3 separate regions of the Homo sapiens genome follow, and regions 2 and 3 are each linked to region 1. The links are chromatin loops, found by intact Hi-C in ENCODE. Cell type or tissue: gastrocnemius medialis. All regions are shown on one strand. Each heading gives the region's core, and the rest is flanking DNA. Links, peaks and the distances in the headings are about the cores only.

The links. Peaks named below come from ENCODE experiments on the same cell type or tissue, not always from the same donor. Only the 100,000 strongest peaks of a DNase experiment are listed, where the experiment ranks them.
Region 2: a loop joins it to region 1, with 2.8 times the contacts of the local background. A loop is called at or near these places in 6 of 110 quality-filtered maps.
Region 3: a loop joins it to region 1, with 4 times the contacts of the local background. A loop is called at or near these places in 5 of 110 quality-filtered maps.

The regions. Positions count from the first base shown.
Region 1 is chr6:54,079,913-54,089,648 of GRCh38, reverse strand. It overlaps a transcript of MLIP not described here. Among named protein-coding and RNA genes, the nearest start is that of MLIP, 27 kb to the left of the region's middle. In gastrocnemius medialis, for the core only: no CTCF peak of the experiment used is centred there; DNase peaks (open chromatin) are centred at 3,938, 4,448, 5,228, 6,118 and 1 weaker place; H3K4me3 peaks cover 3,600 bases; H3K27ac peaks cover 4,000 bases.
Region 2 is chr6:54,004,544-54,015,480 of GRCh38, reverse strand. MLIP-IT1 (MLIP intronic transcript 1) reads right to left here. Exons shown (of 4, transcript NR_046832.1): 4 at 8,329-8,510. Among named protein-coding and RNA genes, the nearest start is that of MLIP-IT1, 11 kb to the right of the region's middle. In gastrocnemius medialis, for the core only: a CTCF peak has its summit at 4,976; DNase peaks (open chromatin) are centred at 4,480 and 4,990; H3K4me3 peaks cover 1,533 bases; H3K27ac peaks cover 4,000 bases.
Region 3 is chr6:54,016,778-54,027,714 of GRCh38, reverse strand. It overlaps the pseudogene ERHP2 and a transcript of MLIP not described here. Among named protein-coding and RNA genes, the nearest start is that of MLIP-IT1, 23 kb to the right of the region's middle. In gastrocnemius medialis, for the core only: no CTCF peak of the experiment used is centred there; no DNase peak of the experiment used is centred there; H3K4me3 peaks cover 4,000 bases; H3K27ac peaks cover 4,000 bases.

The sequences.
Region 1 (9,736 bases), core at 2,212-6,211:
TTTTGTTTTTGAGATGGATTCTGATTCTTGTCGCTGAAAGGCTCAAAGGGTCAGGTATAAGCATTCTGTAAGAGGGACAGTCTCAGAGTTAGAGCTATGTCATATAAGCCATCCATCAGATATAGAACTGTCCTGAAACCCAAGTCTTTCAGCTAACCTGTCATTGCTCAAAATCGAAATGTATATTGAGCGACATTCTGTACTCCTTGAAAAGAAAAAGTACAGCTTTGAATCCTGGGAGTAAAATTATCCTGTGGCCTTGGGATATAAAACTAATCAGTTAGCATAAAATACCAGGTGGCCCAATATTCAAACTTAGCTTAAGGTAATTCCCGGTGGAATTTATATCCTGAAAATAGGTATTTTAGCCTTGTTGAAATGTTATTATTGTAAAGGGGCTTTTCTATTTTAATGATTAATGCTATGTAACCCAGCATGGCTACATATGTAGAGAATGTCTACAAATTTGTATATGTCTTTTAAATCCTGAATCAATTTATCAATTCAACTGAAACTCACACCAAAAATAAAACAGGTTTCTTTGAAAAGAAAGAGGCTAATGTTGTATGTCGTTATAGGAACAAAGTATTTTAAAATCCACCAGAATTGTAAGTCTAAATATTTTAGTCTCCACTTTTTTTTCCAGGTTCCACTAAAAACAGTAAAAATTCTTTGCTATAGACCTCAAAAAATGTTGAACTTGAGGGAAAAAAAGGTGGCCCCCAAGGTTTCTGGAGTATGGACTTATCAATAAAATAATTTGAGCACATACTTCTACTATAAGAATATCTATTAATTTATTTATTCATTATCATGCATATGTGCTGGTGGACAAATGTATAATGTGACACATGCACCTAAATAGAAATTTAAAAGGTGAAAATAAAAACACAGATTACTAATTTTTCTCCATACCCTAATGGATCACCTGGCACAACCGCGAGATTTGCTTACCAATTATGAGACCACTGTAACAGGTATAATAAGCTATTCAAGCATTGTGGCTTTTTATATGACAAGCTTTTTGAGCTTCATAGAAACTGATAAACAACGGTCACCAAAGTTGAGAAGCCAGTCTGCTCTAACACCTGAGAGACAGATGTGCTTTGGAATGTTCTTTGACCCCTCTGTAATTAAAAGTATGGGCTAGAGAGATATGGGGATGAGGGACATTTATCTTCTAAGGTTAAATAATGACACAGTCTTTGTGGCCGGCCACACTCTTTGACCTCGTTTAACTCTGGCATCAAGATTGTCTCACCTACTACAGAACCTCAGGGAAAGCAAAGAAGGGTAAAATAAGTCAATAATTTCATAAGTTACTATATTTGTATGCCTTGATTTATCCATTGGTGCTCCCACTTAGGCCAGACCCTCACTTCTTCCTACCCTGAACCTCCAGCATCTGACTTTTGACATATTCAGGAAGTTTGAGGCCTCAGAGACCTAAGCATAAGTTTCTCTCTTTTCCTTGGCTTGTTCTTCAGAAAAGACAAACTATTTTACTTCAATTCTGAAACCACCTTGCATAAACTAAATGTGTCAAGTTTGGAAAACACATAAGCATAAGAATATGCAAATTTCCTTTTGGGAACAAGAGCTAACTTGAAAATGATACCATGGCCGTTTCTGAAGACTCCAAAAGGAAGCTGTTTAGCTCAGTAACTTGCACTAAATCATGAGTAGGTTCAGCCTGCCCAGGTGTTCTCCCTCTGGACACATTCCCCAGGTAGAGCTTTAGGCTCTTCAGAAAGCCTGATCGCTGCCTGGCAGATGGATCTTCTGGCAAAGAGCAAGAATCTCAAACAGTGGAGGAGTTAAAAAAAAAAAAAGAGTATCTTTCCCATAAGCATCTTAAAGTATTTTGTTTTTTAAAATTTTTCTTAAACAGTTCAGTAAATGGCAGCATCACCCAAGCAAAATCTACTTTATTTTATTTAGACAAAGTAATGTTCTCACAACCCATGCAGGTCCACAGCTTGGATCCTCTTCCTTCTCATGGCCCCTCACACATGTGAGGGCAGTGGCCCCCAGAGGAAGGAGAAGGCATGCAAGTAAGGAGTCACCAAGCTTTCAAAGATAGCCTGACTTACTGGAAATGTGTTGGCCCCTCTATTAGATTCATTCCTCTTTGCCACTATTTTTTATCCCTGATTTCTGTGGGTTTTTTTATGTTTCTTTTTTGCATCAAATAACATTTCTTTTTCTTGAAACACTTTCCCTCTACGAAACCACCCACTTCAATTTAGTCATTGAGTCATCAGAATGGACTCATTAATAGATAAAGACAAACAATCTGAATCCAAGGCTATTTGCTATAAATGTGAAACTTCCACCTCTTCAGCAGTTTACATACCTAAGGCAGATATTGTAACACCTCCTTGCCCTCTACGCTCATAGTCACAGAAGAGGCACAGCTATAGGTTGTTGTTTTGGCTTTGATGCCATATTAGAATAGACTTCCAGAAACCATTCCCTACTTCCATATATCATAATATTCATTTACTCATCGTTTGTTCAAAAAATCTTGACTGAGCACTGGCTAGGTGCCAGGTGTTATCCTAGATCCTGGGGATACAACAGTGAGCTGAACACAAAAAAATCCCTGCCCTCATGTAACCTCTATTTTAGAAGAGAGAGATAGATGATAAATAAAATAAGTTACATAATATCTTAGAATATTGTGGTCGTGCTGAGAAGGAACTAAGCATGGAAGATATGTACAGGGAGTAGCAGAAGATGGAGGTGAGAGCACAATAGATTTCAATAGGTTGGACAGAGAAGGCTTCCTTGGAGGTGACTTTTAAGAAGAAGATTTAAGGAAGTGAAGAAATAAATTATGCAGATATCTAGGTGAAAATACTCCAAGAAGAGAGAACAGCAAAAGCCAAGAACCAAAGGTAGGAGGCTATCTGACATCCCTGAAGAACAGAGGCTGGTGTGGCTGGAGAAAATGACCCTGGGGAAGAGCCAGAAGGGATGTGGCAAGATTCTTAAGAAGGGGCCAGATTGCTAGGGCCTTGTCAGCCACTATAACGGACTTTGGCTTTTATTCTGAGTGAGATGAGAAACTATTGAAATATTCACAGCAAAGTGGTGACATGATCTCACTCTCCAGTAGCAATGAGCATATTAAGCACCCAAATCTTGGTTTCTTTATGCTATATTCCCCTAAAATGAAGGAGGTTTCCTTGCAGAAATGGCTGATTCCAAATTTCAGTCAAGAAAAGCACAAAGTAATACTAAAAATTAAACATACACACATAAATAGGTGGGGTAAGAAGAGAAAGAACCACTGTTCAATTGTGGACACCTTAGGTGGGAGGGGTCTTTTAGACATTCAAGTAAATATGCTGAGTATGGAGTTAGATATATGAGCCTAGAATTTAAACATAGAGTCACATCTGGAGATGTAAATGTGGAAGTTATAAAGATATAGAGAGCATGTACAACCTTGAGATTGAATCGTATTACCTAGCCAAGGAGTAAATGTAGATAAAGAACCAATGAACACACATGCAGAGGTGGTAAATGTGAGGAGGATGAAGACTGAAAAATATGGAGTATTTATAGAAAATAACCAATAGTTCAGTTATTCCAGGACATACGACACATAAATCTGAGCAGTGGAAATTCAGGCTGTCATGGCAGGTCTGGGAGAGAATACAAAGGGCCTGGAATGCAGCCTAAGAAATTTCTTCTTCAGAATTCAGAAGAAGTGAGAGCAGCAGATGTAGACTCAGCAGTCATCAACATAAAGCAAGCTGGAACTTCATAGCCTGATGAGACTGCTCTGGGAAAATAAATAAATGAAGGCCTTGAGATGAGGCTAGAACTCTGGTAACCCTGGAACTATTCATGTAGGAAAATGAGCGTGAATAGATGCTTGTGTGAGTCAGCCACTGGTAGGCAGCTCTTCACACAGTGACCTTTTCAAAGGAATGGATCTGTGCTTGGCAAGTTGAAGGCTTCTAACAGGACACTGCAGCTGGGTTTGTAAAACTGTTCAGGCTCACTCTGCTGGGCTTCCACCCTTTAATCTCACTGATTCGTTTTGTTTACTTGTAGCCTAGCTACAAATGAGAAATATGATCTCTTCAAATATCCCCCCAAGAATTCTGACATGACCAGAGATGATGAAGACAATCATGATATCATGATAAACACAAAGTTTACTGTGTGCCAGACATTTATTAAGTACTTTCTCATGGAATCCTCACAAAAACTTTTGAAATAGGTACGACTATAATCCCTATTAATAAGTGGGAATTCTGATGCTTAAAAATGGTTCACTAACCTCCCCCAAGGTCATACAGCAAGCAATAGCTGTAGCACTCAGGCACAGGTCTTTCTGACTCCATAGCACTGCAGTCTTAACTATTGTCACACAATGTTTCTCAATGCCTCTCAGAGGTGCCACTTGGAACCACAGCCAGTTAGAAATGGTGGGGCTGGTGTCAGGAGAGAGGAGAAGGATGAAGTTGTAACTGTCACTTAGCCTGGCCTTGTGCCTCAGTTATCCATTTAAGGAACTCTCAGTTGAAGCCCATGACTTGCTAAAGATGAAAAGCCTGTCGTGGATGCAATTCCTAGTGAAAAACTACCTGCAGGGTGAACACAGTAGATTTCAAATCTGGTCTATCTATGCTTCAAGAAATGTCTTCAAGAAGTGGAGGTTTGCTACAAAATTGGAACACATTCCTAGAGTAACACCTGGAATCATCTCAAAAGGCCTTCAAGTCTCGACATATACAACTTTTAGACAGAAAGTAAATGAAGCGAAGAAGATTTTGCAGAAATTCACAATGGCCAAATTTTTGAAGCTTTTATCCACCATCCATTTGCTCCCGTGACTCTTAGATTAAAATGCCTTTACAATAACAGGGATATATTGGGAACAGTTAAAGCTGTGCTACCCTGGGGCAACAAGCTTAAAAAATGCAATGAAAATATACTAATCTTCCCTATTTGAGGAATTCAAAAAGAAAAAAATAATTCCTGAATTTGCAAAGAGTACTTTTTTCTCCTTGTTAACCCAAATTAAAAAGGTTCCCAGCTATTGTATATGTACACATATCCACCTGCTTGAGGTATAGAAAAGCAATTAAGTCACTCTGGAATGCATTCATGGTGGATTAAATAAATACCCTCTCCCTGTCTTATTTCACTGACATCTAGGTAATGTGACCCTGATTGCAAGAGCAATGCCTTGCAAATAAAAGTTGCAGGAACGTTCAGTACCCATTTATTATTCCATCATCGTAGGCTTGACACACCCAGCAGTAAATGTGATCATGTTCAGCACCATAAACAAAATTGTTATCTTCAATTACTACTGTGGATAATTCATAGTTTCCAGGGACACTACTGGAAAAAAAATAAGTAATGAACCTTCACATGTGGAATCCTAAGCTTCAACTAAAGAGTGTACAAATACTGGGATGCCAGGTTAGGAAAGAGAGAAGGGAGGGGTGATAGGGGGAGCAAAAAAGTTCAAGGAAGGACAAAGAGGAAAAAGTAGAACTGTGGCTTCTGTAATTCATAGTCACAAAGCATAACTGAGACTATGTTAAGAAATTAGAATTACATGTTGAAACCTATTTCAAGATCAAATCATTAAAATCATGATACATTTTTACATTCCCAAGTTTGTTCTACTTAAAATTATTTTTAAATTAAAAAATATATAATCTCAAATTTAGTCCTAAAAAGTAGCAGCTTAAATGCAAAGCAATTTTTCAGATTCATGATACTCATTCCTACCAACAATTTACCTAAATTATTTCCCATTATATAAAGTTATAGTAAAATCAACTTTTCCTGGAGCAATTCTAAAGTTGAGCATGCTAATTAGTCCACAGCTAATTTAACATCTGTTGTCTGATACCATTATAAACAGCCATGCCACCTAAAACATAACTACTGCAATACGAAATAAGAAATACAAAGACAGTACACAGCTATCATTGATGTTAAATGTATAACAGGGTGACAGTATCAAGGAATTGTACTAATAATGTCATAGAACTCACAGAACATTCAAATCCAAGGTACCAGCTGCACATGGAATCCGGTGCCACGTGTCAAACTAGCAGATGTCAAGAAAGCAGTGGTTGTAACGGCAAGGTCAGTGTCAGCCAATAGAACTCATTGACAAACACTTGCCTGTGTCAGCTGCTGATATTGATGAGCTGCAAAGATGACAAAGCACTGTACAAATTATGCCCTCCTTCCTCCCTGCTTCCCCAACAACTCTGGACTGGAAATAGCAATGCATCTGTTATTTCAATCCCATCTGAATATATTAACCTATCTTGACCTTAGCAGTGTTCTAAGAGAAACTCTTTGCCTGGAAATTGAGGGAAGCTCTATTTTAAAAGTTAAAAAAGGACCTAATCTGACTTGGCTACAAAAACTATGTCACATTTAATATGTATATTAGTATATATTAATATATGTATATATTACATGACTTAGGGTTGACAGAAATGCCTTCAAATAGAAAGCCTTAAGTAAGAAACTCAACCTTACAATAGCTTCTACATTAAATTAACTGGTACTCTCAAATTAATTCAGACAGTTTTGGTGGATATGCCAGGAACTGAAGAAATAAAAATGAAAAATTCTATTTCTGTTCTCACTTATAATCTTATGAGAAAAACAGATAGACAAATACAAAACATTACACATGAGTTAACTGCTTCTAGAGAGTTATGAAAAATACTACAGTATTCTATAGCTGGGGAGAATATATTTGCAGTAATAAAATCAAGAAAGGATTTGCAAGTCAAAGTATATTAAGTGCTCTATAATTCAGTTTTTTTAAATAAAATAATTTGCAAATTATATGAGGAGGAAATTCACAGAAATACAAATGACCAAAAAAAAAATGAAAGATATTCAATCTTACTAGTAATCAGGAAAATGCAAATCAAAATCATAATGAAATATGATTTTCTACCCACCAAATTGGCAATACCAAATGCTAGTGAGAATGTGGAGCAACAGGTCCCATATTGCTAAAGGGAGAATAAATTGGTAAATCTACTTTGGAGAGAAACTTGTCAATATTCCAAAAAAGGTGAATATGGATACATCGTCTGATTTGGTTTTACTGTGTCCCCACCCAAATCTCATCTCTGAATTGTAATCCGAATTGTAATCCCCAAGTGTTAGGGGAGGGACCTGGTGGGAGGTGATTGGATCATGGGAGTGGTTTCACCCATGCTGTTCTTACAATAGTGAGTGAGTTCTCACAAGATCTGATGGTTTTATACATGTTCGGCAGTTCCTCCAAACTGGCCAAACTCCTGCACCTAGCCCAAGAAATCGTGTACATGAATATTTTATTGATGTTTTTCATGAGAAGAAATAGGAAAATAAGAAAATTATCTAAATGCCCATCAACAGAGGAATAGATAAATAAATATAATATATTCATTCCATGAAATAGTACAAAGAAATAAATTACCTAGAATTATATGTATTAACATACCTGCATCTCAGAAACATTCTAAAAATAATCAAATTACAAAAGAATAACTACCATGTTATCATATGAGTAATGTTTCAAGAAATGCAGAAGCAACTATATATAAATTTATATATAGTTATAATGAGAATTAGAAACACTAAATCTAGCATAGTAAACACTAGGCAAAGTTGGGGAGAATGAGACAGGGAGAGCTACACAAGAAGTTTCAATTAATATTGAAAATTCATTATTTGTCTTGGTCATATGTCTGAAATATTTTTAAAAACAAATAAGCTGAAAAATGTGACAGAAGCACAGGTAAAAGAACAAACAGTCCTACTTAAAGATAAAGAACAATGAAAGTAAAATTAATAAAATGAAGGTGAGTAATCATGGGTATCCAAAAGTCTGCTGGGGCGAGGTCAGTGTCTTAACATTTTCTCATAAAAACATATGGACCCTGGCCGGGCGCGGTGCCTCACGTCTGTAATCCCAGCACTTTGGGAGGCCGGGGCGGGTGGATCACCTGAGGTCAGGAGTTTAAGACCAGCCCGGCCAACATGGTGAAACCGTATCTCAACTAAAAATACAAAAAAAATTTAGCTGGGCATGGTGGCGGGCGCCTGTAATCCCAGCTACTTCGGGAGGCTGAGGCAGGAGAATCGCTTGAACCTGGGAGGCGGAGGTTGCAGTGAGCGGAGATCGCGCCATTGCACTCCAGCCTGGGCGACATAAACGAAACTCTGTCTCAAATAACAAAAACAAACAAACAAAAAAAAAATATGTGGACCCCAACATTGATTGATAGGTTCCACTGCTTTTCTCCTCATTTTCTTGCACTGAAACTCCTAACTGAACCCAGTTGCTAGTACCAAATATTCTATGTAATTTGCACAAGAATTGAAGGCCCCCTCTTCACCGCCACCATGGAGACCTGCGGGTATTTTAGGGTTGTGAAGGTAACACCTCCCCAAGGATGGTGCGAGGAAGTTCCCAGAGAGACTAGTGAATAAACAAGAGGGGTGCAGAATGAGGCATCAGTGTCAGAGGGTACTGGGGAGATGAGAAGGTGAGAAAGCTGATCTGAAAAATACAACAATAAAATAAAACAGCCCTTGGCTTGAGTCTTGAAGGGCACTTAGGCAGAATCATAAAATCATGAATCTTAGAGCTGAAATACAGTTCATGAAAAAAATTCTGTGAGGTCAGGGTGAGGATGGTGAGGGGAAGGGGACATGAAAGAGGAGAATAAATCTTTCACCCACAGAGATGAGGGGTGATGAAGATATTCTTGCCCAAGAATTTGTCTGGCTCAAGTTAAAAAAAAAACTATACTTTAAAAGTTTCCTCTAGCCCTTTGGGTACTTGGCTTTTATATATATGTATATACATATGTAGACACAGATATATAATATTTATATAGTGTATTTTATAGATTAAATATTAAATATATATATTATATAAATTACTTATATTAAATTTATGTATTTTATAGAAAGAAATTTGCATATGTAACAATTTATATATAAAAATATGTTTTCTCAGACAAAAAATGTGTATGTCTTTTTATCACATGGGTATAGTTATATGCAAATGCAAAACTATCGCTGTATAATATTGAATATGATCATTTACAATTATTTTTTGAAGCTTAGTCCATTGATATTAAATAGAAAGTGAAATGATTGTAAAAATAAGGACATGCACATTCAAAAAGCTTTTTACAGTATAAAATTAATGAGGTCTGATCAGTTGTCAACCTCATTTTCTGTGATGGGAGAGGTTTAGGGGTTCCTAAAACTGGGGTGGGGGGTGAAGATGGAGTCTATATGTTTATATAAACATATAATTTTTTTGTTTGAGAAAGTCTGAGACTCCTGGGAAAGTCCAGCATGGCAGAGGGGGTTAAACAAGGTGTCTACAGCTCTGAATAATACAGTAAGGTACATTTGCAGGTTTCGAGTCCAGAGGAGGTAAGGGAAGCAAAGGCGACCATGAAAGAGTTTGTCAGGACTGTTGAATGAAGAGAGGAGGGACCCAGTGGAAAAGTTCTGGGGAAGGAGTATTAGGTTTGGTAAATTACAGCATGGAAAGTGGCCAGAGCTCAGGTGAAAAAGCCCCACTGCTGGTGATGCCAGAGGAACTTCTAAGAACAGGATGCCTGGCATTCTATACTCAGTTCCTTCCCATCCCGTGCTATGCTGCAGTCCACCTCCACTAACTTTCTAACCTCCAGTAAACGTCAACTCTGTAGGACAGTTT
Region 2 (10,937 bases), core at 2,523-6,522, 74 kb after region 1:
TGCTGTTTTCTTCTTCATAGCTCCTATCATCTTTGGTATTAAATTATGTCACATTATATGTTAAGTTTATCCATATGAACTTCTTTGTAGTTTGCCTTCCCTGCTAGAGTATAAGCATGAAACTGTGCTTTATTCATCATATTATTCAGGCACGTACAATGTAGTGTGGGCTAAATAAATACCTGTGAAAAAAAGTAGGGCAAGAGGAAAAGGAAGGAAAGAAAAAAATCAAAGAAGGAAAAGAGAATGAGAGGGAGGGCAGGGAAGAAAATGGATCCAATGAATGAGACTTGAGACACTTAATACATAATCGTTTATAAGACTTTTGATAGGAAACAGGAATAAAATTATATTAATCCAACACAAATCATACTACAATGAATACCATATTGATTGTTCAAGACACAGATCCTACTCACGTAACTATTAAGGGAGAAAGAAATGGATTTAGGAAGCAGGGACAACTGAATTTGTTTGCAGATTCTGCTACTCTCTAGTTGGCTCATTTTGAGCAAACTACTTACTTAATTATCGGAGTCTCAGTTCCCTGTCCCCTAAATAGAAGGATGATACCAACCACATGTGTTGTTACGAAAATTAAGTGTGGTAAATTTTGTGTGTAAGGAACCTAACAGAATGTCTGGCAACAAGCAGGTTCTCAGTAAAAGCGTGTGACATTTTTTCCCTGGTCGACATGACATTTATGTAGGAAAAAGGTGACTTCAAAGATACTATCCAAACCCTAATAAGTGTGGCAAAAAAATTAACTAGACCAGGGATCGCCAACCCCTGGGCCATGAACCAGTACTTTGTGGCCTGTTAGGAAATGGGCTGCACAGCAGGAGGTGAGTGGCAGCTGAGCGAGCATTACCACCTGAGCTCCACCACCTGTCAGATCAGCAGCAGCATTAGATTCTCATCAGAGCGTGAATCTTATTGTGAACTGCGCATGTAAGGAATCCAGGTTTCATGCTCCTTACGAGAATCTAACGAATGCCTGATGATCTGAGGTGGCACAGTTTCATCCAGAAACCATCCCCCACCCCTAGCCCCATCTGTGGAAAAATTGTCTTCTGGGAAGCAAAAAGGTTGGAAACCACTGAAATAGAAAATAAGAGCAAATATTTGCAAGTTATTTATCTGATAAAAGATTTGTATCCAGGATACATAAAGAACTCTTGCAACTCAACAATAAAAAGACAAATAACCCAATGTAAAAAAATGGACAAAGGATTTGAATAGACATTTCTCCAAAGAAAACAAATGGCCAACAAGCACATGGAAAGATGTTCAACATCATAGTGATTAGGAAGCACAAAACAAAACCAGGAAATAACATTTCACACCTATTAGGATGGCTAAAATAAAACACAAACAATAACAAGCATTGGCAAGGATGTGAGGAAACTGAAACCCTCTTACATTACTCCTGAAATCATAAAGGGGCACAGCCACTTTAGACAACAGTGTGGCAATTCCTCAAAATGCTATACATAGAATTACAATATTACCCCAAAATTCCACTGCTAGGTATATACACAAGAGAAGTGACAACATGTGTCCACACAAAACTTCTACCCAAATGTTCATGACAGCATTATTTGTAATTGTCAAAAAGTGGAAAAAACACAAATATCTATCAGTATATGGATGGTAAAACAGATGTGGTATATCCATACAGGGAAAACTATTCAGCAATAAAAAGGAATTAAGTATTAATACATGCAAGAACATGGATGAACCTTGAAAATACAATAAGTGAAAGAAGCCAGTCACAAAAGACCACCTATTACATGATTTATTTACATAAAATGTCCAGAATAGGCAAATTCATGGAATGAGAAAGATCATTTGTGGTTTCCAGTGGTAGGAGGGAAGGCAGAACAGGGAGTGACTGCTAACGGGAACAGAGTTACTCTTTTGGATGATGAAAACGTTATGAAATTAGACATTGGTGATGATTTTGTACAACTTTGAAAATATACTAAAAATCACCAAAGTGTATGTACAGCGTAAAAGGATAAATTTTATAGCATATAAATTATACATTAAGAAGGCTATTACTTTTTTAAAAAAAATTGACAAAGAAAGATTTGTAATTCCTTTTTAAGCTGGAAATTTATTATTTTTCCCAGGAATATACTACACACATAGGGTCCCTCCAAACAGGAAATTAAAATGTAAACTGCAGTAACCAAGCAAGAATTCCATTCAAAATGGAAACAAATGACCGCTGGCACATAATATTTGGTTCAAGATATTGCCACCTCACTTCATTCCTTTGCATTCAATACACCTGCTTCCCAAATAAGTGCCTGATGAATTTGTGCCTGTATTCAAAAACTGGGGGAAAGTGGAACTTGCAGCAATTAAAATTGCTTGTTCATTTACTGGATCAGAGATCCAAATGTAAATTAACTTTAATTGTGGTGATTTTCCCTCACCTGCCATTTAAAAAACTTCCTTCTCCACAAAAAAAGCACAGATAGGTGCTCTACTGCTGAAACCTCACAAGGTAGACAAGGCACGAATGAAAACAAATGCTGTTTTCTTTTGAAAGAATGACAATCTGCCAAACATGGCATAGACAACCCAGAATCTTCCCCATTACATGCTCCAAGGATAAATATCTTTTTACTAAGACAGGGGTCATCTTCTGGGACAATTGATGCTTTTATAAAGGTTTCTTATCATTCCACATAGCCCATCCAGAACATGAGTCCGTTATTCCCCCCTTGATCAATTCAGAAGCCCACGTAATCTCCACACCCATTTAGTGATGGACCAGGATACTATACTCAGCACATGCTTCAGGTACCCAAGGGCCTAATCCAAATGTAGCTCAGACCCAGCATTGAGCACTGATCTCAAACAGTTAACTTCTGATCTGTTGGTGTTGCTCTTAGTTCAGAGCTTATGCCTTTGTCTCTAGAAAGCTGTGTTCCAATTGGTGGTCACAGCATTGGGGAGGGAGGTGGCTGTAGGCAAGCGAGAGAATGGTTCCCAGCTCTTTCTGGTTGTCTCAGCATCCTTACCTGAATCTATTTATCAGCTTTGGCAGCTGCAAACTCTTAAGGAGCAGCTGTCAACTCTTCTACGGGAAGACTTTTAACCTCCCATCACCACCCTTTTTAAGGCATCCGTGATGGCTTCTGTAGGCAAGCAGTACTGAGTTCTAAAAGTTGTGGTGGGTACTCAGAGCTTGTGAAAAGATAATGTCTATAGAGGAATTTCTTAAAGTTGAATTCGTCACTATACAACAAATATTGTTTGTAAGTTGAAGCTGCCAAGCAGATAAAAAAGCCAACCCCAAAATATCAGTAGATGATAATTATGATAATGACAGCTTAACAAACTTGTACCTTTGTAATTACTGTTCTTCAGTGAAACATAAACTATTTCTACTGGAATGTAAGTTTTTTAACTTCTTCTGATACTGGTTGTCCCCTTATTTTGGTTCTGGGCCATATTTTTTGAATGACTATAAAAAATACATTTTAGTCCATCTAAGGGAGAAAACATGTTCTTTCTAAAATTACTTCTGAGGCAGAGTGTTTTTTGAAGCATTAGAAAATATTTGAATCAAGTGAGAACTGTAAGAACTTTGAAAAGTGCTTTTTTAATTTGTGCACCATCTTAAAAAAATGCAATTCCTTTATTGGAAACTTATTGAAAAGTAAAATGTGAGGTTTTAAAAAACTACTGCTATTAACATTGGTGACAATTTCTACATAGCAATAGTAATTCGGATATAAAACTAAATTCATACCTTCAGAGTCTGTAAAACAAACTGGCTAAAATCAGTTGAGAATCAAGTCCAGCATGTTCCGTTTTCTCAACTACTATATAATAGCACGTTTTCAAGGGGCTTTCAATTTATTTTCTCTTGTGCATGGTTACATCCACAGAGGTACTTGGTTGAACAGGATTTGCTCTTGCATTTGCAGTCAATATATTTCTAGGCCCTTTCAACGGTCGATACACTTCCTAGTAGTTCCTAGTAGCCACTTTCTGTCTGTCTGTCTGTCTGTCTCTGTCTCTCTCTCTCTCACACACACACACACACCGTTGCTATTTCAGGAGTAAAGACAACAAACCAAGGTGAACTGACAGGATTTTAGGGAAAAGGACTCAGAAGCAGAATTACAATGTGTCTTTCTAACTTTGGAAAGGAGTTCCGGATTTAAGTTTTTCTGGGTCTTTTTGACTTAATCAATACAACCAGATTCAACACCTAGCTCACCCCTCCCCCAAACCCAGCAGCTTAACTGTCATGGTTGTGTTGACATGATAAATCACTTTGCCCCCAAAGTAACAGCTCGGTGCCCTTTGAGACAGTGTGCCCAAAATGTACTTTCAGTTTTATCAGTTGAAATTGTAACATGTTCCAAAGCAATCTGCACTTATACAGAAAGAATGCTTACCTTTCTACTGACTTGGAAGCAGTCTGCAGGACAGTAATCCATCAGGGAGGTCAACGGCCACATTCCCAGAACAGCTGACCCTGTCAGTCTTCGGAAAATACTGTTTACTCTGTAACTAATACTGGATACCAGGCACAAGAGGCAGAAACCAAATTTTAAAAAAAGAGTTTGGCATAAACCTCATTCCCACTGGGACCACTTCACAAGAACCGTAGTTGCTAAGTTCCCCCCAAAATATTTCTTTATAAGAATGTCTTAGCAATAGTGGGAATTTTGAGTCAAGTGTTGAAAGTTTTGCAACATATCCAACTATCTAATTTTTAGTGTACTGATGAAAATTCTTTAAGCTTCCCTAAGGACATAAGTGGTAACAGAGTAAAATGTTACTGAAAATTGAATTTATCTTCTATTATGTTGACTGGATTTTTTAAGTAAAATTAAAAGTCCTTCTGAAGTGAAATGTCCATTACTCCAGAGAAGGAAAGTCGGAATTATGCAATAGATGTCCATGACAAGGCTGAACAAACTCCACAGTCAGGCAGGACAATTGCCCTGCTTCCCAGCCACCAAAAAATGTCCAGAGAGGGCAGACTTCTGCTGAACCTTCCTCAGTTCCCACAAATTTTCTTCGCTAATTACTCTCAACAGAAGTGAGTCTGCGTTACCCCAAAGGCCACTACTTCAATGTCTAGCCTCTGTGCAAAGGGATCCAACTTTGGGCTATGGCCCATGTGGAAGTCCCATTTAAAGCATAGCCAGGGAAGAGACTCAGAATTTGAAAAGCAAATTATTGCTCATTTACTTGATTATCTGTGGAAAATATATCATCTCAGATTAGCTTTGTCATCCCACCCTGTAAATCATCCCACCTGCCTTCTATAGTGTATTTTTAAAAGAAGGAAGCTATCACAATTTATTTGCCTTTTGGGATCATTCACATTGTAACTCAGGGTTCCCTAGTAACTTGTAACTGTGGCACACTGAGTTTCTGCTGTTTCAAAAGGTTCCAGGAAGAAGCCCAGCTATAGCAAAACAAAAACCAGGTAAAACCAGAGGTGCCTGAGTTGGAGATGAAGTTTGGTGAACTCTCCCTATTACCATACTTAAAAACCCCACCTAGGGAGGAGCTTATTCACCATTTTCTATACCTGCAATATATGAAGAAGCATGATCAGGACTGTGCCTGCACTGCCTTTACCCTGCCTTTCATACAATGACTAAGCCAACCAGCCTAATGAAAGCCCTGCTCTCATCTTCCTTTGGAGAGACACACTGCTTTGGGAACTATCCCCAGTGTTCTCCTTACTTGTTGCAAGTAACAAAAATCCCCTTGGTAAATCCTCCTTGGTTGTGGTCATTGGGTTAACACCTGCCAAGCGACCAAAACCATCCATTGTGTGGGTCACACCACTACTCTCTTTCATGATTTGCACTAGTTGAGTTGATTGATGTTGGTGATTTCTAAATGAATGCTTATGCAAAAAACAATGTTATTTTAGGACATTATTCGATTATTTTCTATCCAGTTCAATAATTTGATAATCATGGGTCGAGTATGTCAACATCCCTGTGTGGACACTGACAGCTTTCAGGAGTTGAACGCACAGTCTACTGTCAAGAATTTAGTTAGAAATGAACAGAATTGTATACATCACAGCAGGCTGAATGTGCTAAGTGCTAAGTTAGGAATATAAATGATGTGCTTTAAGAGCCAAAGAAACAAAAGACGATTCTGTCTGGGGACATTGTTCATGATTTCACACAGATGATAGATTTGAGCTGGGCTATCCTAATCCTTGCTGCTAAAAGTGATCTTTGGACATCAACATTTACATCATGTGAGAGCTTGTTAAAAATTAAAAACGTGAATCCCACCCCAGACATACAGAGAAAGAATCTGCACTTTAATAAGGTCTACAGGCTAATCATATGGGCATTCAAGTTTCAGAAGCACTGATTTATCTACTTTTAGAATGGCTAGAGATATAGAAAGAAGGACATGTCTGCGTACACAAAAATAATGAAAGCCAGTAGAAATAGAGGATTAATAGAGTATCTACAGAGGATTTACGTCTGTCACCTAACAGTAATGGGAAAAAAACACCACAACCACTTATTATGACCCAGTAACTCTGCTAAATGATTGATTATGCTATCTCATTTTGTGCTCTCAACAATCCCTTGAGCTAGCTGCATCATTTCACAGATGAGAAAGCCAACACTAGCAAGGGTTAAGTAATTTTCCAAGTCTACATAGAGAGAAAAGAGTAGATAGAGCCAGGATTCAAAACTAATATTTACTTCCAAACTAGACCTCTCAGCCACTACCTACTCTAAGCCTTGGATTTTCTCCACCAGGAACAAATCCCAGTCCTTATCAACACTCCCCTAGAGAAAAATAAGAGGGCCTGAAGCCCACAGGTAGAGCATCCCAGGCAGCCCACACTCTATTCCTCCTTCCATCCTTCTTTCTTTCTTTCTTAAACTTCCACATCTGTTGGAATAAGAAGGGAAGACTGACAATACTGTTTTGGTGACTAAGGTAATTATTTTTTCATTAAAAATAGAACTTTTGGGAGACTCTCTTGGGCAACCCCCTTTCTCAGCATGAGGCAGCTTCCTCTCCCTTTTTTTTTTTTTTTTGTCTATTAAACTTCCCGCTCCAAAACCCACCCCCAATAAAATAAAATAAAATAAATGTTTTATTTTATTACCAACTAAATTTATATATACCACAGAAATTTTGGAAAACACAAAGAGGTACAAACAGAAAATTTTAAATTATCTGTAAAACCACAACTCAAATATACCACAGTTAACATTAAGATATATTTCCAGCCGGGCGTGGTGGCTTATGCCTGTAATGCCAGCATTTTGGGAGGCCGAGGCGGGCGGATCATGAGGTCAGGAGATCAAGACCCTCCTGGCCAACATGGTGAAACCCTGTCTCTACTAAAAATACAAAAATTAGCTGGGCATGGTGGTGTGCACCTGTAGTCCCAGCTACTCAGGAGGCTGAGGCAGGAGAATCGCTTGAACCCGGGAGGCAGAGGTTTCAGTGAGCCAAGATCACGCCACTGCACTCCAGCCTGGTGACAGGGCAAGATTCCATTTCAAAAAAAAAAAAGATATATTTCCTGCCAGGCTTTTTTATATATTTTAATACTTTATATAATTAGTAGTGTACTGTCCATCCTGTTTTGTGACTTTTTTATTAAACAACACATTATGAACAATTTCCTTGTCATTAATGCTTTTATTCATGAGTATTCCTAAAGGTTAGATGGTGGCAATATAATTTTTGTCTGGCCTCGCCAAGAGTCAGGGAACAGAGGCTAGACAATGGCACAAGTGCAGAGAACAGGCTGGACACAACCCACCTTAATGATTGGTTCTTCCCTTTATCATTTTAAAATTGATATTGGTCACATTAAGTTTGTTTACAATAACAAATAACTGCATATTATAGGCAAATAAAATTATCAAATTTCCCAAAAGTAAGAAAAACAAAATCAGTGAAGCACTGTAATTCTACGTCCATGAATAATCTATGCTTCTTACTTGCTATAAATGGTGTGTCAGCAGGAGCTCTTGATAAAATATCTATTGTTTTTTAAAAATACATCAATCATTATGTACACTATAATATTCTAGTAGTAATACATGCTCACTAGAGATATTTCCAAAAACACCCAAAAGTAAAGCCATCTTATATAGTAATACTTGATTGCAGGAACAGAAACTGACTTGAGAATAAATAATAATAACACTGTATATTATAAGCCAGGCTTCATGAAGGCTACAACCAGAAACTGGAAAGTCATCATTAACCAGTTCCTCTGTTAGATCTCATGAACTCTTGTCTTTTTCTTTCTTTGTATATCTGCTTTTGTCTTATTTTCCTGAAAATCTGCTTTCTTTGTGCAAGTGGGAGAAGATGCCCGCACCTCCAGTCCAAAATGTTCATGTCTCTCAATCCAAGGCATGCATACAAACTGACTTGTTTTCTCTGAATTTCCAAGTCTAATTCCCAGAAGAAAAGATCCAGTTTGCCCACCATGAGTCAGGTGTCCATCATGATCCAATCTGCAACGGGTAGTGGGAGGTTAGAAGTGGTGGTAGGTGAGGAAGGGAGGAGGAGACCGGGCAGAGTCACATATTCTCAACACAAGGGAGTTGAGGAGGCATCATTAAAAGGGTCTACTAAAAACTGGGAAAACAAAAACAAACCAAAAATACAACTAAAAATGTTAATATTTTCCTGGATTTTATCCCAATCTGTTTTCTATTCTTACATTTAATAATATTTCCTTCTAGGCTTTTCTATATATAGTATATTTTAGTTGTGATAATGATGTATAAACTTTATACCTTAATATAAGAATTCTTCATATTACTGTAAAGTCTTGAAAAATATTTTAAATCAGCAAAGCACCAATTAGTCAATGTGCAATATTTTGTAACCATTCCCATTTCATTGGAAACTCAAATTATTTCCCATGATTTCAAATAAATCTGAGATCACCACCTTTGTGTACAGAAAGCTATTTTTCTATTTTGAATTACTTCATTAAAACTGACTTCCAGATGCTGAATTTTACCAGAGTAAAGATAACGAAAATTGTCCAAGTTCTTGATAGATACTGCTAAATTTCTTTCCGAAAGGGTTGCATGAATGTGTCTTTCACATATCCTCATCAGCATAAGACATTATTGTATTTAAAAATTTCCCATAGTTAACAATAATTTATTGTTGAAATAACTGAAAGAGTAGAATTGGAATGTTCTTAACACAAAGAAATAATAAACGTTTAAGGTGTTGGATATTGCAATTACCCTGATTTGATCATTACACAGTGTATGTTTGTATCAAAATATCACATGTACCCCATAAATAGTAAATATGTGCAACTATTATGTATCCATAAAAATTAAAGATCATCTTTTAAATTGCTATACTGGAAATTTAAGATAGAAGTAACATTTACTGGCTTTTTTTTTTTGAGACAGAGTCTCACTCTGTCACCAGGCTGGAGTGCAATGGTGCAATCTTGGCTCACTGCAAGTTCTGCCTCCTGGGCTTAAGAAATTCTCATGCCTCAGCCTCCAGAGTAGCTGGGATTACAAGTGTGTGCCCCCACACCTGGCTAATTTTTGTACTTTTAGTAGAGATGGGGTTTCGCCATGTTTGCCAGGCTGGTCTCAAACTTCTGGCCTCAGTGATCCACCCGCCTCAGCCTCCTAAAGTGCTAGGATTACAGGTATGAGACACGGTGCCAGACTTCAATGGCATTGTTAAAGCAACATGAGTATAAACATGGTTTCTTCTATGTAACTGTTGAGGCTTAATCACCACACATTGGCCAATTATCATTAAACCTCCTTTAGCAGCCAGGACTAAACGCACCATTCTTCCTTGGTACCACCCTTCATTCATCCGACAAACATTAGTTGACCACCTGTTAGCTGCCAAGCACTGTTTGAAACTTAGAAATAGAAATATATAGATATATGGTCCCTGTTCCTAAAGGTACTGTTACATGAAGGATGGCAGCCCTCATGGAAATAGACACAATAGAGAGGAATCACTGCATCCCACTCAGGGCTTCCCTGCATAGCCCTGGAACTCCCTCAGTGATACACACCCGACAGGTCCTCAGGTCAGTTCTGGTCCTTCAGAAAGTTCCAAGGAATGAGGGAGGGTAGCACTCTGAACACATTTCAACCACAAATCCCAGGCTTACCTAGCACTTCGCTTTTCCTGCTTAAATGAAAAAAGAATGGCTAAAAATGTGTTATAAGAATGGATGAGGCTGGGCGCAGTGGCTCATGCTTGTAATCCCAGCACTTTGGGAGATGGAGACAGAGGTGGGCGGATCAATTGAGGTCAGGAGTTCAAGACCACTGGCCAACATGGTGAAACCCCGCCTCTACTAAAAATACAAAATAACAGCCAGGTGTGTGTGGTGGGCACCTGTAATCCCAGCTACTTGGGAGGCTGAGGCAGGAGACTCGCTTGAACCCAGGAGGCAGAGGTTGCAGTGAACCAAGATCATGCCACTGCACTCCAGCCTGGGTGACAGAGTGAGACTCTGTCACAAAAAAAAAAAAAAAAAAAAGAATGGATGAGACGTTCCTTTGGAATTTATTCAAACATATCAAAGTTTTTTAAACCCAGCTATAACATCTGGAGCAGACAAAATCTACACTCAGTAGTAGATTCTTATGATCTCTCTTTTTCTCTCTCTCTCTCTCGCACCCTCCTTCCCTCCCTCTCACTGACTAGTTTATTAATATAAATGTTGCTCCCAATTTGAGAAGTTCATTGAGGCATAATTTAGAATTAATAAGCTCAGGCAATAGTATACAATTAATGTACTTCCCAAGTTAGGCAGGAGTTTAATGTCACCTCATAAAACCAAGTCTTTGTAATTATCGAAGTGCCAGCTGTGAACTGATCAGGAACACAATAGGAATTTTGTTAATTATCATTACCCAGAGGAAAATAATTAG
Region 3 (10,937 bases), core at 5,049-9,048, 65 kb after region 1:
TTATCAGTTTCACTTTTCAACTCTCAGCTCCCCTCCCTGGGTTCCAATAGATACAGCCCTCATTTTCCTTAATGTAAGAAAGAAAATGAAAATGGTGGCTAGAGTTTGGCAATACTTGTGCGTCCACTTTTTCCTCAACCACCAGTGATGCAGAGGGGCTAAAATTAAGGTTGCAAAGGAACTAAGATATCTGTGTCAGGTACGTTGCAGGGAGTGGTAGGAATGACAGAAAGAGAATGAATAAAAGAAACCATTTTTAAAATAACATTTAACACACAGATTTTATGTATATATGTGTGTGTGTGTGTGTGTGTGTGTGTGTGTGTGTGTGTGTGTGTGTATTTTTTTTATTCCAAATAAAAACATAGCATCCACTTTATTTTAGGTTAAGTGTGAGAAAATATAATGCTTTATTTTGGGCATTTCAATACAAACATTAAGGCACTTACATGCTACTTTTTTCATCTATTTCACAATATTTACCCATGATCCAATTCCTGAATCTTTGTTATTTCTCAGTGAAAACATAGAAAACTATGCAATTTAATTGATCAGTACTGAACTGTGAACTTTCTATTCTAAAAGGAAGGTTTCATCTAATAACAAGGACTTCTGTTTTACATTTGATCAGTGATAATATAAAAATAGAAACTATTTCAAGATTCCTAATGTTTGAATAAATAGGCATCATTTGGTATGGAAAGAATTTAATAAATCCACAGCCAGAGAGCACTTTTGATAGATGTATAAAATAATGAAGAGCATAGCAATATTTTCAAATCCAATCCAACCTTTCACTTTGTAGATAAAGAAGCCAAAGGTTAAGTGATTTGTCAAAGCCATACAAGCACAACTTTAACTGTATTACCTACCAGTCTCCTGGAATCAGATCTAACATGCTCCTCACCATACTAGTTGGCACTTAGGGAGAGATAGAAAACCTCTTTGGAATAAGAATCCTTGTCACCATCAACACACACACACACACACACACACACACTGAAGACACAGGTTCTTCATTTAGATTTTCATAGGTATGTGAATTAAACACCTGTACACACTCGCTTTTTCATTTTTCCAGTCTCTCCTCATTTTGCCATTATGCACATTAGGACTTTAATTCTCACTGCTTAGCAATTTCCCAATGATCCTCATGGTCCACCACTATCATAGCATATTTCCTTTCCTCTCTCTTTTTAAAATTTCTTGCTATAGATTCTTTTGCAATTTTTAAATTTTTGTTATTGGCTCAAAGGAGAAGAGGCCAGAAAGAAATTAAGATGGAATTATTTCTTATTCAAAAGAGATTTAAGTTTTTCAACTACTTAGTTTTTCACTTTGGTCTGCCAAATGATCAGGATTCACGGTTACTATTTACTACTATACTTCACCTGGGGTAAGACCAGAATTTTTTAATTACTCATAATGCTTAAGGGTTGTCTCAGTTATTTGGAGAACATTATCCTAATCATCAAATCTCTAATATCTGATGCAGAGAGATCAACCATATAATCCTCTTATTGACATCTCGGAAATGTCTTACCTCCCTAAGAAAGGGAAAAATTAATTAATTTTACTAAAAATTCAGGAGTGACACACTGTTCAGAAACTCAGAGAATCCTGGTTCCGAATTCCCTCCAGTTGCCTTCCAGCTGACGGATGCTTACTGAGAAACTTAACATGAAATTTTGGTCTCTACCACCCATCTGTTTTATGAAAATAATTATTTCCACAGGGTATTTTAGATGTCAACTCTGGATGCTATCTCTGGAGAAAAGTGGATAATAAATTTAAAATATACCAATGATGAATGGGCCATTGTGGGCGATGTGCCAAGTGGAGACGTAGAATGCACAGTAAGCAACACAAATACCTTAGGGAGGGCAGCTGCAGTCTTAAAGATGCTGAAGTGCCTACCATGGCCCATGACAATGTCACCAATAAAATCAAACATGAGCCGGCAGCTTAGGGGAGTTAACGTATGGGGGCAAAGCAACTCACTCACATCCTCTACCATCAAAATTGTCCCTCAGACAAAAGGAACATCTAAGGCAACTTTATCAGTTGAATCCAAAACACAGCAAGAGTCATTGCTACTCTTATGAGTAGCAGAGACAAGGAAGGAGGTTTCCAAAATAAATGATGTAATGCCAAAAAAATAAAATATCATCGTTTGCATGTTTTTATCTTTCTTTCCTTCATTTAGGTCATCACCAAAATTAGTTTATTAAGAATGAATGCAACCAATTGTGGTATAAAGATACATACATCCAGTACCTTACCGCCAGAGATTTCCTACTTATTAAATTTAATTTGCATTTATTACTTATTTTATTATGTGAAGTTGCCTTGTAAGGAATAACATATAGATCAGAAGCAACATTCAAGCCATACGGAAAGTAATATCTAGATAACACATCAGAAACATTGGCAGAATAGATGACTTGTTTTGGGGCATGTCAGGGCCTTCTGAGTGAGTGCCTGTTACCAATGACTCTAGTTAGACACAATTAGAAAGAGAAATAAATATATAAGTAGATATTATGGCAGAATAAAACATGTTACAGGCCGGGCGCAACGGCTCACGCCTGTAATTCTAGCACTTTGAGAGGCCGAGGCGGGCAGAGTGCCTGAGCCCAGGAGTTCGAGACTAGCCTGGGCAACAGAGTGAAACCCTGTCTCTACTAAAATACAAAAAAAAAAAAAAAAATTAGCTGGGCATGGCAGCATGTGCCTGTGGTCCCAGCTACTCGGGAGACTGAGGCAGGATAATTGCTTGAACCCGGGAGGCAGAGGTTGCAGTGAGCCGAGATCATGCCACTACACTCCAGCCTGGGCGACAGAGTGAGACTCCATCTCCAAAAATAATAATAATAATAATAATCATGTTACCATGTTACAGCATAAAATGCTTTACAATCATTCCCATTGTTAAGACATTCTGAAGAATAATTATAGACTTGCTACCACAGGTCCATGTGAGAAACTGAGGTGTCAATGGTTTGTACACTTAGAATGTTTCTGAGCGGCTAAAACCTATCATTATTATATCATAATGTACTTAAAAATAATCAAAGCGTAATAATTGCCTTGAGGGCTAGGACTTTATTATGTATGTTCCCACTGCAGCCCTTAGTACTCTGTCTTATTCAAAATAAGTGTCTAGTGATGTATACTGATTTGAAAGTCTGTTTTGTTTTTTCTGAGTACATTGTCATCCAATAGGCACTAGGTTGCATCTCTGAAGACACTCACCAACAACACCCAGACCTGTCATCAGATAATGATATGAGGAATTAGAACCAAGCACGAATCTCATGTTTTTTGTTTATTAACAGATTTCTTCTTAGAAAGTAATTAATTTTATTTGTATTAATGAAGCTATGAATTAATAAATAATTTAGGCTGGGCATGGTGGCTCACACCTGTAATCCCAACACTTTGGGAGGCTAAGGTGGGCGAATTACCTGAGGTCAGGAGTTCGAAACTAGCCTGACCAATATGGTGAAACCCCATCTCTACTAAAAATACAAAATTAGCTGGGCATGGTGGCCCATGCCTGTAATCCCAGCTGCTGAGAAGGCTGAAGCAGCAGAATCGCTTGAACCCAGGAGGCGGAGGTTGCAGTGAGCCGAGATTGCACCATTGCACTCCAGCTTGGGCAACAAGAGTGAAACTCGAATTCAAAATAAATAAATAATTTAATTAACCTTATTTAAAGAGCTATCCTTCACTGAATTATCACAGAATTCTAAAATTCTTTGTAGCTTTACATTTTAACAACAGTTTGTTTGTTTGTTTTCCATTTCTTTTCTCTTTTGCTGTATTTAAAAATAAGTGGTATGGGCCAGGCACAGTGGCTCTCGCCTGTAATCCTATCACTTTGGGAGGCTGAGGCGGGTGGATCACCTGAGGTCAGGAATTTGAGACCAGCTTGGCTAACGTGGAGAAACCCAGTCTCTACTAAAAATACAAAAATTAGCCAGGCATGGTGGTGCACGCCTGTAGTCCCAGCTACCCGGGAAGCTGAGGCAGGAGAATCGCTTGAACTCGGGAGGCGGAGGTTGCAGTGAGCCGAGATCGCACCACTGCACTCCAGGCTGGGCGACAAGAGTGAAACTCAGTCTCAAAAAATAAATTAATTAATTAAATAAAAAATAAATAAATGGTATGAACTCCTTTTTCTGAAATCAAGAAGAATGTTATTATGAGATCATAAGTAAATTTACATATCATTGGATAAGTCTTTCGCTCTCAAATTCAAAATATATCAAATTTTTAAATACAAAAAGTAAAATTTAAATTATTTAAAATATAATTGTTCAGCTCCTTATATTAGATATATGCTGTTAAAGAAAACTAATGTCAGATGACCTGTTTTCTTTCTCAATCTCAAAGAGTTGCTTTTTTACTCAAGGTAGCAATATTTATGGCATTTAGAAATTGACCACTGTGTTGATTTGATTGTACCAAGTCTCAATATAAAATAAGTTGAATCATATACTCTTCTTGTTATCATTATTATTATTATTATTATTATTATTTTTTGAGATGGAGTCTCGCTCTGTCGCCCAGGCTGGAGTGCAGTGGCGCAATCTCAGCTCACTGCAAGCTCTGCCTCCCGGGTTCACGCCATTCTCCTGCCTCAGCCTCCCGAGCAGCTGGGACTACAGGTGCCTGCCACCACGCCCGGCTAATTTTTTGTATTTTTAGTAGAGATGGTGTTTCACCGTGTTAGCCAGGATAGTCTGGATCTCCTGACCTCGTGATCCGCCCACCTCGGCCTCCTAAAGTGCTGGGATTACAGGCATGAGCCACCGCGCCCGGCCATTATCATTATTTTTGTAATATTACTGAACATTCATTATTTGAGAAGATAAAATTGTCTTGAGACATATTATGTTAATACAATAGAAATTATTAAATTTATGCATGAGATCTGTTTCTTCTTATAATCTCTTAAAGAAACCATTATTTATCAGAATGCCCTGAGGTACATGATCATTTTTACTATAGTAATAAATGATTTTTTTTTCCTTTTCATTATGAAATTTCAGTAGAAGGTAAATATAAGTAATACTCTTTGTTGATGCACTTATAGTCTTAAAGACATTTGGAAAATAGTCAAGATTTGTTGTCTTAGTTTTACTTAACATAATACATAGAAACTAGTACCTATTTCTTAAAACTATTCCAGAAGTAACTTCATGTTATAGATACAAATATACCCAGCTTGAATGTATCTCTTTGTCTATCATTATTCCAAAAATGCAACTCAAAAATAAAATCAGACTACAAATTCATATGCTAACAGGTCATTTCCTAAGATATGTTGCAGAGAACACTGCTAGTTCCTCAGAATATTCACTGTTATTGCACACACATTAAAATATATTACAGTGATAGGCGAGTTTAGGAAACACTGGATTAACCTCCAGAGTGCCTCACAGTCTTTAGTATATTACAATACAGATACGAGTCTCCAAGGGGAAATGTGTTGTATAGTGCATTTCCTGCTCAGTGTTTTCTGAATATTCTTGAACACAAACCAGAACTACATTTTGGGAAGCATTTTGGAAAATCAGAATTCCCAGGAACAGAGTTTAGAAAATACATGATAGGAAAAACAAAAGATCCATTCAACCTCAACAGCAATTATGGTGGAACTAACCAAATTGAAACATATTGTTACAAAATACTTTCCTCCTTTCTTGCACCTCTCTACCATTTCCCACAAAAATTAGCTTTATTGTCATCTAGCAGAATCAATGACTAAGATATTCCACATGATTTAATAGATGGTTTTCAAAGAGGTGGAAATGTCCTTTTAAGTCCATGTTAATTGATTTTTCTTCTCATGTTTGAAATATTGGAATAACATCAACCAAATTATGAGAAATTTCACTTGGCATTGGTAGATTTAAGAAATTTTGAAGAATTTGATATCATTCCTTTATTTCTGATTATGTATTGATTAATAGATGTAAAAGAGTCACCTTGAATTGGTTAAGTACCTAGCAATCTTTTAATCAGCAAACAGCAATAAACTCAGGGCAAAAATCAATACTTAAAAGTAGCAATTCACTCACCCAGGGTAAGATAAGATTTATATTGGATGTGTAGCAAAGAATCTTGTTTTACTTGTGTCTTGCCTTTGTCTTATTTTGTCTTGTTTTATCTTTGTGTGTAATAAACTGATGAATTTTTAAATTCTGCAGACTGGTGACTTTCTTACTTATTTACTATAGATCTTACCTTAGAAATTTTTTCAAATAAACCCAATAATACATATTGCTTAAGTGCGTGACACATACTATAGCACTGTTCATAATAAAGATCCTTATGAGAGATACAGCTTTAATTTTAACAAACGTATAACACAATATTATAATGTACACATATTTAAATATTTTAATGGAAAAAATATTTTCTTCTTTTAAAAACCAGACTTTTACGAACTTTACTATTTATAATAAATAAATTGAATAAATTTCAGAAAATAGTGAACTCCACAAAAATACATTTTTCAACTGTCTTCAGCAACCTAGCCAGTCATACTGTGTTACATTGGTATTAACATGAAACATAATGCTCGATGAACTGAAGTTTTTGGATATTTATTCACATAAACAGCCAAAATAACTTTTATTGGAAACCCTCAAAGATATAGATTTTCCAACTCTCTTAAATAGAAAATACTAAGCATAGGCAAAACTTTTCTTGATAACAGTGTCATCAGAACTCCTGTATCTGAAAGGTGCCAGGTTCCTTAACTCTATTTGCTTGTACACTTAACTACCCCAGACACTGGGCTTTCATGTGTTCCTGCCACCCCTAGAACAGCCTCTCTTCTCAATGCAGGTGAATGTTCGTATGCCTCTGATGTGCCGCCATATTTCCCCGCAATCTTTGGAAGTCAATCTGAGGCTAGACCTAGGCCTCTGCTACAGAGTAATGTTCATGAGTTTTGTGACAGCTACTTCCTCTAAGGAAAGGTTTTTGCTCACTTCTAGATTTATAGCTGTATTCAAGATAGAGTCAGGCATGCACAATGTCTGACTTTCCAGAAAGTGAAATGCTAATACATCGAATCACTTCGAATAAGAAGAGTCCATCTTCACTTTGTGCACTTGCCCCATGTCCTCTGTTTACTCGCAAAACTTCCTGTAAAAGACTGCCAGGAAGCTCAGGGTCAAATTTCACACTAATTCATAGCAACCAATTATTCATGTATTTAGTTACTCCCTATCTGGTTTCATAAAGGTTTTATGACCACTAAGCCTTTATGCTTACCATATCTGGGTTTCCTTTTTACTTTTAAATGCATTTTAACTTTTTTCTTTCCATATTAGTAAACTTTGGGCATGTGCTTTTTAAGTGAATCAGACCAAAAACAGTTTAAAAATAGGCTTAGGCTAGGGACTTCACATACATTATAGTTTTTATTCTTCACAAAAGCCTTCAGATTAGTTATTACTGTTCCCTATCTTACACATGAATTAACTGAGACTCAGAAAGATTAAACAAAACCATGGTCTTATATTTGGTAGTTGTGGGCAAGAATTTTCACCAAGCCCTTTCTGATTCAAAATCCCTGGTTAGCTCTACAAGGACACATGGCCTTTCCAAATAGTCAGAAAGGAAAATACTCTGTGGCCATTACATGTCTGGACAATCACCTAGGGCAGAGGTACAAAGTGGGTACTGAAAATGATGACCTGATTCCTTTAAGAAAAGGTTGTGTATTTTATTAAATATATTACTTTAAGACCTTGAAATTCTAATACACTTCAAGAGTTTTCAACCCAGTATGGTTCTTTTTTCCATTTTTCTAGTTTTAATATCTTGAATAGTCCATAAACCTCAACTTCATACATCTAGAACAATGTATTCCCATGAATTTGGTCTTATTATGGGCTATATTATCTTACTTTTTGTTATTTATGCTGATATTAACATTAGTTATGACCTGTTCCAATGTTAACTCTATAACCACAGTAAATTTACAAACATAATTAGTGACCTATGCTCATCAGATGAGCCATGGACAGCACATTTAACTCAAGGTTATAGTCTATTTTGTATTTGAGCAAATGTAAGTCACCATATTAATCATTGACATTTAATTGCTTAGTATCAAGGCAAAATTACTTGTATAACTTCTATGGCAAAAAACTTTATCCTTATACCAGAAGTTCATTAAACTTAATAAAACATTAATATATTCTATAATACTTATTTTTCTTGGCATATATTCCTGGTATCTCTGAGAAAAAATGGATTTGAACACTCGCTAAGCTTCGCATACGTAAATAAAACAATCTTCCAGTGCTGAGGCAATCACAATGAGAGGTCAAAATAAATGGATTCCAGTTTTTAAAATGACGATAAACCACATCATTTAACTAAATCAAATTTGCCCTCATTTGTGTAATGGCATTTTATATATAACTTTATTACATTATTTTCAGGAAAGCCCATGGAACTCATTAATTTTAAAGTTATTGACCAGCAAAACATGGAAACAGAGGCCGGCTAGCACAACTTTTCCAGTCTATGACAGTTGCTCTACTACCCTGTCAATTTCATTATAAATCTGTGTGTGCTAAATCTCATGTCTTACCGTCAGTTTCTCCTCTAAATTCTTGTTTAATAAGCTTCTTTTTTCACGCTTTTCAAGTTCCATATTGAAAGAGAATGAGAAAGAGAGAAAGACTGAGAGACACAGAGGTTCAGATTCTGTCTAGAAAATGATTCGACGTGCTTACATGTTAGATATTGCAGGACATTCCAAGTTGTGAGAGCCTAGGACACTATCAGAGAGCCCTAGCGATAATTTCTGGTTAGCTAGTGTTTCCATTTATAGATGTTCAAACCCTATAAACAGAGCACTGAAGAGAAGTCAGGCAGCTGGCCTTAGATAATGATAAATGTCCCTAGATATAAAAGCAAACTCTTCAGCAGAATGTTCCAACAGGTTAGGCTCCCTGAACCAATACAGATGTATGTGACAAAAATCCACGATCAAAGAATTCATTAATAGCTGTTGCAACAGAATAAAATATACTCTAGAATACAGACCTAATAAATCAGTTAAAAAGAACAAATGTGATAGTCAGATAGCAAATAAAATCAGCAGATCTAGCGCTTCCAAATTCCAATTTGCAACCTAGTACTGTAGATATGTTTGTATTACTTTGTAGATTTTTCAAAATGTTGCTTAAAGAGGAAGAGCAAAAGTATAACAAATTAAAACTATAAAGACATGCAAATATATATTCAAGGGGTGTTGTCAACTTTATTCCATGGAGAGTTGACAAAATGATGTTTAAAAATACCATGAAATAAAAGTGTTTTCCTTCACAAAAATGGATTTTGTTCTTCATTATCCTGGCTTTTTCACTGGGAGCAAAGTTATGATATAGAAGATAAATCTCATTTTTTTCAGTGGAACAAGTACTTTCAGATTTCTTTAGAAAATGTTACATGCCTTAAAGAAAATTAATTGGGCAACTTAATGGTAAATAGTTCTCCCTGTGTTTTGCAGCAAAACAAAATATGTGGAAGGTAATAGAAGAATAGAAACGGATTTCAGAGTAAACTAAGACTGCTCTCTATGGTGATTTAATACTTCAGCCTGTTTAAAACATCCTTTTAACACCTGTTTTTTGGTTTTGGTTTTGTTTTGTTCTGTTTTGTCTACTTTAACTCAAATTCCCTATCAGCTTTTCCTTCATAAGAAAACATTTCAGAAAATGTGTTGTGGAGCTCTGTCCTTTCAAACGATTGCAGTCAATCCTCTGTTGTCAGGCAGGGTTGCTCCAGAATTTATTCTGCATCATGATGGAAGGTTTGAAGACTCCAGAAGTGAAACACTGAGTAGGCAATAAACCTATCCTTCAGGATGATAAATTCAGAAACACCATATTAGATTCATGGGCAAAAGGGGCTTCCTCTTTTCACTCAAATGTAAATTCCAGAAAGGAAATTATTTATGCTGGTTATTGTTCTAACAAGTTGGAAAACAAAAGTCTTAAAGATTGATTAACATGCAAGATCGGTATGTGTCAAAAGTAAGGCAATTGTTAAAATCTTAAGTGAACGAACTTCCTAAACCTCTCTAGAAAAAAAAAAAAAAGAATCATGCTGTGGCTGCAAAAGGAAACTCAATTCGTGCTCAGCATGCGAGTTTAATGCCTGAAGACTGAATCCAGGATCCGGTTAGGAGGAAAAGGAATGGTGTGTGTGATGCAGAGTTGGTTGGCAGATGAGAATATGGTAGTGATTTGGAAGAGATGTGGTAGGCATGAAAAGTTTTAGTTACACAAACATGTGCTGAGTGCCTGTAATAGATAAAGATTATCCTAGGGGCAGGTAGTTTTTTTTAAATAAAATAATTGAAAATAATAATACAATTTACAAATACAATCCCTGGATTTTGGCCCTCAACAAACTCACAACCGAGGTGCGACTGGATAGTAGCAGGATAATAACCCTCATATAGCACAGTTCCTTGGCATACTCACCGTGCGCTAGGTACCGCTTTAAGGCTTTCCAAATGTTATTTCAATTCCCTTTTAAAATCACTCTAGAGGGTAGATATTATTATCTTCCCCATTGTTATGGGCTAAATTTGTGCCTCCAAAATTCATATGTTGAAGTTCTCATCCCCCAATACCCTAGAATGTGACTGTATGTAAAGAATGTTCTTGAAAGAGGTAATTAAGGTTAAATGAAGGCATTAGGATGGGCCCTAATCCATTATGAGTGGTTCCTTCTAAGAAGAAATTAGAACACAGGCACTCACAGAGGGAAGGCCCTGTGAAGACTCACTGAGAAGATGGCCATCTATAAGTCAAAGAGAGCAGCCTTAGAAGAAACCAACCCTGGTGCTGCAGGGTAAGCAGCAGCTACCGTGAGAAGAGTTTGGTGGGCGA